2 separate regions of the Homo sapiens genome follow, and region 1 is linked to region 2. A link is a loop called in an ENCODE intact Hi-C map of the cell type or tissue named here. Cell type or tissue: endothelial cell of umbilical vein. All regions are shown on one strand. Each heading gives the region's core, and the rest is flanking DNA. Links, peaks and the distances in the headings are about the cores only. Region 1 overlaps ADAMTSL1 (ADAMTS like 1). Region 2 has its middle 14 kb from the start of ADAMTSL1.

Evidence for each region. A loop is a pair of places that touch in the nucleus more often than their neighbours do. Peaks named below come from ENCODE experiments on the same cell type or tissue, not always from the same donor. Only the 100,000 strongest peaks of a DNase experiment are listed, where the experiment ranks them.
Region 1: it touches region 2 in a loop (5-fold over the local background); 1 of 110 quality-filtered maps calls a loop at or near these places.

Annotation. Positions count from the first base shown.
Region 1 is chr9:18,510,408-18,514,818 of GRCh38, reverse strand. The region is part of intron 2 of ADAMTSL1 (ADAMTS like 1); the gene reads right to left. Among named protein-coding and RNA genes, the nearest start is that of ADAMTSL1, 38 kb to the right of the region's middle. In endothelial cell of umbilical vein, for the core only: no CTCF peak of the experiment used is centred there; no DNase peak of the experiment used is centred there.
Region 2 is chr9:18,457,833-18,462,243 of GRCh38, reverse strand. It overlaps a transcript of ADAMTSL1 not described here. Among named protein-coding and RNA genes, the nearest start is that of ADAMTSL1, 14 kb to the left of the region's middle. In endothelial cell of umbilical vein, for the core only: no CTCF peak of the experiment used is centred there; a DNase peak (open chromatin) is centred at 2,143; H3K27ac peaks cover 1,450 bases.

The DNA.
Region 1 (4,411 bases), core at 248-4,247, 53 kb before region 2:
TACTGAAAGTCTTAGGTCAGTAAGACAAGAAAAATAAATAAAAGGCATCCAAAAAAGAAAGGAAGAAGTTAAATTATCTCTATTTGCAGATGACATGATCTTATAAGCAGAAAACTCTAAATACTTCACGAAAGACTAATAAACAAATTGAGTAAAACTGAGGGATACAAAATCAATATAGAAAAATCAGGCTGGGCGTGGTGGCTCACGCCTGTAATCCCCACACTTTGGGAGGCCGAGGCGGGCGGATCATGAGGTCAGGAGATCGAGACCATCCTGGTGAACACGGTGAAACCCCGTCTCTACTAAAAATACAAAAAAAGTAGCCGGGCATGGTGGCGGGTGCCTGTAGTCCCAGCTACTCGGGAGGCTGAGGCAGGAGAATGGCGTGAACCCCGGAGGCGGAGCTTGCAGTGAGCCGAGATAGTGCCGCTGCACTCCAGCCTGGGAGACAGCGAGACTTCGTTCAAAAAAAAAAAAAAAAAAAAAAAGAAAGAAAAATCAGTTGCAATTCTACACACTAATAACAAACTATCCACAAAAGAAATTAAGAGAACAGTCTCATTTACAATCACATCAAAAAGAATAAAATACTTAGGAATAAACTAAGGAAGTGAAGGACTTGAACACTGACAATCACAAAACATTACTGAAAGAAATTAAAGATGACACAAATAAATGGTAAAACCTTCCATGTTCATGGAGTGGAAGAGTAATGTTGTTAAAATGTCCATGTTACCCAATGTGATCTATAGATACAATGCGTTGCCTATCAAACTCCCAGTAACTGATTATTATAGAAATGGAAAAAACAGTTCTAAAATTCATATGAAACAAAAAACAATCTGGAATGTTCAGAACAATATTGAGAGAGAACAAAGCTGAAGGCATCACAGTTCCTGATTTCAAAACATTTTATAAGCTACAGAAATTAAAATAGTATGGTACTGGTGTAAAGATATGCCAGTGTAAAGACACCTTGGTGTAAAGACAGACATATACACCAATAGAACACCTAGAAAAACACTCACACATACACAGTCAACTGATCTTTGACAAAGGTTCCAAGAATACACAATGGGGAAAGGTGCTGGGAAAACTGGATATCCACATGTGAAAGAATAAAATTGCTATCAAAATTTCACCATAGACAAAAATTAACTCAAAATGGACTATAGACTTAAATATAAGACTTGAAACTATAAAACTCCAACTGGAAAATACAGGGGCAAAGCTTCCTAATATTGATTTGGCAATGATCTCTCAGCTATAACACCAAAAGCACAAGCAACAAAAGCAAAAATAGGCAAGTAGGACACTATCAAAGTAAACAGTCTGCACGGCAAGGGAAAGAACAACAATGAATGAACTCTGAGGCCATTATCCTGAGTGAAATAAGTCAGAAATAAGGATAAGTACTACGTGATTCCACTTATATAAGGTATCTAGACTAATCAAGTACATAGAAGCAGACAGTAGAAGGGAGGCTGCCAGAGGTTGCGGCGGAGGGAGAAATAGTACTTGCCATTCAAGGAGTCTAGTTTCAGTGATGCAAGATGGCTAAATTGTAGAGATCTGCTGCACAGCACTGCTGGTGTAGTTAACAATACTGTATAGAACACTTCAAATTTGGTTGAGATGGTGGATCTCATGCTAAATTGTCTTACCACAATAAAAAATAAAAATAAAAAGAGGAAGGGAAATAACCAAGAGGGAATTAGAGAGGAGATTAGCTCTAAGATCCTTCCCAGCTCAGTCTAGGTCTAAGTCTGAAATATTTTCTTAATTCTGCAAAAGTAGAATTGGTTCCACCAACCTTTGTTCTGTGGTATAGGGATTAGGTTCCCAATTCTTTTGTAGAGATGTTTAATATCACATAGTTTTCTTCCACTTTAGTTGAAGCACAGATTGAAGAAATAAAATGACAATACTGCATATACTGTTTAAAAGCCAATTATTAAACATTTGAATGTCTGCTGTGTGCTAAGCACTGTAAAAAAGGAGGAATTCATACAATTGAATTAGGAAAAGAAAGCATTAATATATAAAATGATGCTACCAGAATAAAATAACAATACATATAAAATATTTTTAAAACCCAGTTCCACAGATGTATTATTTATAGAACTGGGGGAACTTCTCTTAGTTCTTAAAATATCTTGCAACTATAATCAGTAGAAACTCAGAGGCAAATTAATAATTTGGTAAATTCTTGAGACTCTGGCCCTTTGGGATTTCTATCCTTAATTATACCTACCAATTTGCTTAATACATAGTAGGTATTCAATAAATATTTATTGAATGAATGAATTAAAATTGAGGAGATATACAAACTTTAGAAGGGCTACTGAACAAATCACATAAGGATTTTTTTTTTTAATAAACAGAAAAAGACATCTAAGAGTTACAGATTCCTGATATGGCAAGTAAATGTTATGGACAACAAACACATTTCTAACCATCTTTTATTCCAACAAATTGGCTTATGGGATAAACCAGGCCATAAATTGGTCCTAAACATTCAGTCATTGGCCTTAGCGCATTTGCCTCCGGAAAGGAGATCAGATCTTGGAACAATACACCCCCCTAAGATATATGACCTGAAATATTAGAAGTCTTGGTAATATATTTAGACTAGGCTTTAACCCAAAAAGTAAAAGGAAGGCAACTGCAAACTCTTAAGCATATGTTCCAAAATATGCAATCTCCTTTAACAAAATGAAAAGACTATCTCATACAAATGACATGAGTAGTCATACCCACTCTGAACTTGTATATCTTTCTTTTAAACAAAAATTCAAACATTCCCAAGGAAAACAAGGGTGATAACATATAACACCAGATGAAGAATAACAGATAAAGCCTGCTTTGGGGCTCACTTGAGCTGAAAGTTCTAAAACCTCTTAAAACAAGTCCTGTGAATCTTAATTGGATGTTATGATAGAGATGAGATGTCTTTTAGAGAAAAAAACAAACATTTGTTTAAGAAGCAAAATCTTACCATTGAAAATTTTCTTTTGGTATTTATTATTATACGGTATAGAAATAAGATGCTAACTAAAGCCTATATTAGTGTATCAATATTTTCATGGCAGAATATCTGTGTTTGCAATTAAAAATCAGAGAAGTTAGCTTACTTTCTCTTACCACAATTATTATGAAATGAGACCTTTAGAATGATCTTTCCTATTCCTGTGGACTAAGACTCCTTGGGGCTATTTATTTTACTTTTTCTGTATTTATGTTGACACCATTCTGGCAGCCACATGCCTTTGGAATAATACTATAATCTTACTTGTTTTAGGCACCTCTTGTGTGATTTTTATTTCTTGCTCATCTAATAATCGTATTACCTCAAAAACTTTTTAATTCAATTTTAATATTTAACTCAAAATTTATTAACTTTTAAAAAATTCTGCCATCCTTCATAAGAAGATCATTTTTTGCTATTTGGATAGATATGAAACAGCCAAGCCCATTGCTGAATCAGTTAAGATTTAACATAATATTTGTATTCTTAATGTATTAATTTATGCTCTTAATACAATATTAATGTAGTATTAATTTATACCATTAGCAGATGAATTTGGCATTTCAGAAAGTAAAAAAGGTCTCAGAAGACCTTTAAATCTTCTTTAGTCACCAGTGCAAAGGTTCACATCACACCTAAGAGCAGCCAGCTATCTAACTCGTTGCCATCTCAAATGAGGGGTAGTTTCCTCCTTTGAGCCTGGTCTTGGCATTGACTTAATACAGGGAGACAGATAATGTTACACATTATATTAACTGTCTTATGCATTTGGAACTTCTTATGAGCAAAGCTAAATTAGCTGGCTGAAGATAAACCTAGAGCTCTGAAAGATAGATCTTTAGTATTAAATATTTTTTAAAAAGCTAGACAAATAGTTCACTATAAATATTATTTCAGAGTATTTAGTAGGGGGGTGAAGAACTGGAGAGAGGAGCAGCTTCTCAAGGTACCTAGTACTTTAATTCATTTGAAATAAAATAAATGTCCATCATCAAGCACCAGTAGGTATAGTCTCTTTTCTAATTAATGAAAAATAAAAACAGGTATTATATTCTACTTAGCGATACTAGATTAGTAAAAGTTACATTATAAGAGTTACTCAATAAAACCTCATATAACCTTACAAAATTAGTAAAGGTGAGAGACAATGTTTATACAGTGTCTTTCTTTGTTGTTCAAACCAGGGTTGCAGATAAAGGCAATGATCAGTGTTCCAATATCATAAACCTGGAAAATCAAGCACTGCCTACTTTCTGCAAACCTCAGAAAAAGGGTAGGGGAGAAACCAAGGAAAGGATTCTACTCAGTATGTTCCTGGGTCAGAACTTTTTCTCCAGTATCAAGTACTGCTTGTTGAGAATGAAGGCTTTTATATTTAAT
Region 2 (4,411 bases), core at 278-4,277:
AGTAATAAATAATGGACATTTCACTATTTTAACACTTTACACAACACATGCACATATATATAAAATGTAGACCTATATTCTGTATACCTTAAGCACACGTTGAGACTTTATATAAATATATACATCTGTATTTGTAAACATATTCACATTTGACCCTTGAACAATAAAGGCTTGAACTGTACAGATCCACTTATACACAGATTTTTTTTCAACCAAAAGCTGATGGAAAATACAGTATTCATGGGATGTAAAACTCACATATAGAAAGTTTTCATATGTGAGTTTTAGATTTGAGAGTGCTGGATTTGAGAATGCACGGAGTTTAGTATATGCGGCAAGGGGAAGATGTCAGGGAATGGGGGAGTGGAGGGGGCGTGTCCTGGAACCAATCTCCCCCATGTATGTCAAAGGATAACTATTTATCTTCTAACTGTTAGTCAACGGATCAATGAAGCAAAATGATATTTCTTTGTGTCGACTTCCTTTCCTGCCTGCTTCCTCAGAGACTACTATTGTGGTTCAGTACCTTGTTTTATTTCTCCCTTCTCTCACTCCTGAGGTCTGCGCTGGACAGGTTAGGGCAAGATACTGCCTTGTAACTGAATGTAATTTTTTTTTCTTTAAACTTTATTCTAGAATACCAGTGGAATAATACAAGAGGTTAGGTAGATTAAATAAAAAGGTAAGAAAAATTAATCTATGTCTACCCTGTCTGTGAACAAAAATGACATATTGAACATGTCTATCAACCATAATATAAGAACCATAATAATGTATGTGAGGTAATGCATATGTTAATTAGCTAAACTTAGCCATTCAATAATGTATATATATTTCAAACATGTGTAAACCATAAATACATACAATTTTTGTCGATTAAATGTTAAAAAAATTACATGAAAAATAATCATAATGATAAATTGACTTGATTTCCTCACAAAATTAAAGAGAAAAAGATGATGCACATGAAATATTCCTATCAACAATAACATATTTTGATTAAAATATATGTTAAAATATACGCAATATTTGGTACTGATATTTACTAAAATCTGTAAAAACTAATACTTACTAAAATGTTTCTTAACAATGAAGTAATATTTATTTTGCTTATTCTTGATGCACCTTTCTTGGATTTGCAATATACCCTTTAAAAATGAGGTGTGGAAAAATAATCAGGATTTTCTTTAAAAGTTACATTTGTTAAAAATTAGATTGGACACATGTATTTAATTTTCCTTGCAAAATGACAGTGTTCTGATATCTTTAAATGGCCAATGTTATCACTCACATGCCAATAAAATGTTTTTATAAAGAGTCTGCAAGAGCAATTTGAGGTACCATTTGATTTAGGTTTCTTATTATTATTCTCCTTTCTTGAGGGGTGATTTTCACTGAAATGTGAGTTTGTTCATTATACAGAGAGGATGTCATTCATTGTATGTGTTGCAGAAGAAATGTCCACTCTATGGATGTCAAAAGTGTTGTCTTGGAGGCTTCTCATGGGTAACTCAATGCAGTATTTTCATTGGTCTGTTCAGGGAAGAATTTACTTTTGCAAAGTATGAAAGCAATGAAAAGAAGCTGAGCGTAGCGATAGTACCCTGGTGTAAACCTGCATGTACACCTAGTAAAATTTGGAAAATGAATTCACTCTGCTTCAGATTTCATTTCCCCCCTATTAAATCAGAGTACAACACAGGCATCACAAAATCTGCCATAAATAATTTTTCACAACCGTCTGCTTCACTTTTGAGTGCCCTGGACTCTCTCCAGCCATAAAACCTGGATCTACTTTTACCACTAAAGAGGATAGTCCCCCTTGGTTAGGGCTGAAGAAGTTGAAATTGAAAAGGACCTGGCTGTTCAGGCAGATACTCTGCATGCTGTATCTTCTGCAGCAAACAGACAGGGATTTCGCCGTGGAGTTGGGCAAGTCCTCGAAAATCTTGACAAGATTTATAAATAAGATACGGTGTTTATTTACTATTTTGAAAAACTTTCCATTGTGCTCTCTTTGGTAATGTAATATGATATATATTTTTGCCAAGAATAGGGTGTGGTTGCTCAGCGGCTTAGCTGATCATGAAATGTCATGCTTAAGACTTGAGTCAGAGCATCAAAACAATGCACTTCTGCAATGAGAGTGCCAACAGTTTTCCCACTTTTTCTACTAGAGTCAACTCTATTCAAGTTGAGAGCATTAGTAGGTTTTCCTGTTACTATGTCTATTCATGACTCAGATAATATTCTCGGCAAATCTTGATTTTATTCTTGCTTGCTTCTTCATTCTGAGGATATCATCCACCCCTGCAGCCTACCTTCCTCCCACTTTCCTTTTATCCTTCTCTTCTCTCCCTGTTTCTTTGTCAATTTTTGATTAGTAATGTCATTATTCTTGTGTGGTTTAAAACCAAATGGGAAGAACCATATTTACGAATTGCTTTCCAAAACACTCAGCAATGTGGGTTAATAAGCTCTCAATTTTTACAGTTACCTAATACATCTAACTCCTCAAACTTTAGTCTCCTTAGTTCTGCTGGAGATTTGAGAATCAATTTTTGTAAAATTTGATACTGCTCAATGTTCAATACTTTCCCAAAGGGTCTGATTAACTAAGCCAGATGGGGTTAGTAAACTGACTGGATTAACGAAGTCATGATGGGGCTCTTTTGCAGGCAAGTTCCCTGGGTGCAGAGATTTGGTGACTCCTGTTCACTTCTGTAACTCCAGTGTCTAGAACAAAGCTTGACTATTCTAAGATAGTCAATAAATATTTATTGAATAAATAAAATAACTAGTGAGGTAAGGCCTCAAGTGCAACAGAGGACTTGAAATCAAAAGGTCTAGGTCCATGCTAGTAAACTAGGATCGAGAGTGGTACATCAACTATGTCCAATAAAACACCAATAAAGTCTGACCAATGAAATACAAAAGATACACTGTTTATGAGGTATTATTTCCTGGATGATATAATTTGTAATATAAAAAACAAACATTCTATATTTCACTATAACATAAGCTGCTTGAGAACAGATACTAAGTTCTCAAATAATATTTATTTAATGAATGTCTAAATAATGGAAAATCCATGTGCATAGGACTATTGTCTCAAGCACAAATGTGGATTTTGAGTATAGGGCTTCTCCAACTCAGTTATTATGGCAACCTTAAAAGGCAAAGATAAGATCCCACCTTTTCCCCCTTTTAAACTATAATTCTAGAAAATTTTAGGCCTGTGTTATTTCTTTAAACACAAAGGTTCTGTTTAATATATGTCAGCTTATGGCAGCAAATACTGTTTTTTAAAATACTGTTGATAAGGGAACAGGACTTTTGCTCTGAACTCCTCAGAACATGCAAGGAAATATTTTTGTCATAAAATCAAAGGGCTGGGCTAGATTTGTTAAAGTCCCTTCAAGCTCTAGAATTTCATGACTCTGGCGTTTTCTTTTTTAAAAAACAAATTACCCATAATTACCCATGGGGAAGCAGTGCCTTTTAAAGTCACTCAGGATTTTGTCATTGGAGAGAAAATCCTCACTGACTGAGCACTGCCTGGATCGAATCTTTTTCCCGGTATATAAAGCCACAATAGAAAGCCTTTTTCCTCTAAGAATGCTCTGAAAATCTAGTGAAATAAGCTAATGAGAACCTATCATGGGACATAATTGACTCTGCGAATTTGACACTCGACATGAAGGAAGACACCTAAGTCTATGGAAGGTTAGGGCAAACTGGGTAAACTGTTCAGATCTCACATTAGCTGTTTTGTGGAATGGTTAAATCATTATTTTTCAACTGTGGGCAGTGATCCACTCACTAATAGGTCATGAAGTCAATTTCATCTGTAACAACCAGTATAAAAAATAGTTCAGAGTAGAACAGAAAATATTGAGTGTATCTCACATAGTAAGGATATGTATTGTTTGGTGAAACTTTTATTTCAGGTGTGTGTGTATGTGTTTCAGTGTAGGTATATACACACTAGGTCATCATGTAAAATTTATTTCTTCCAGTGGGACACACTAAAAAATGTTTGAAAACTCTTGGTTTAAATGAAAACAGCCTTTCAAGGTCCCTTCAAACTCTATAATTACTTCTATGAAATCCTGAACATCCTATGGGCATCCCATGCAATTGCAAAAAAAGGAGTAGGGTATGAATGGAAAGATTTCTTTCTTCAAAGGAAAGAAGCACCAAACAGATCCATTGATTCTGAATGCCAGAAGCCAAGATCACTGACCTCAATCTCTTCCATCTAATGGATTTGATCATACACACAGGTATAACCCCTATTCAGTGCTTGATGGAGGGTGGATGTCAGCTATGCCTAACAGTGACTGTGCATGAGCTAGACAGAATACAGGCCAGACAAGAGATTTTTGAATAACTTTGTATTGAAGTATAA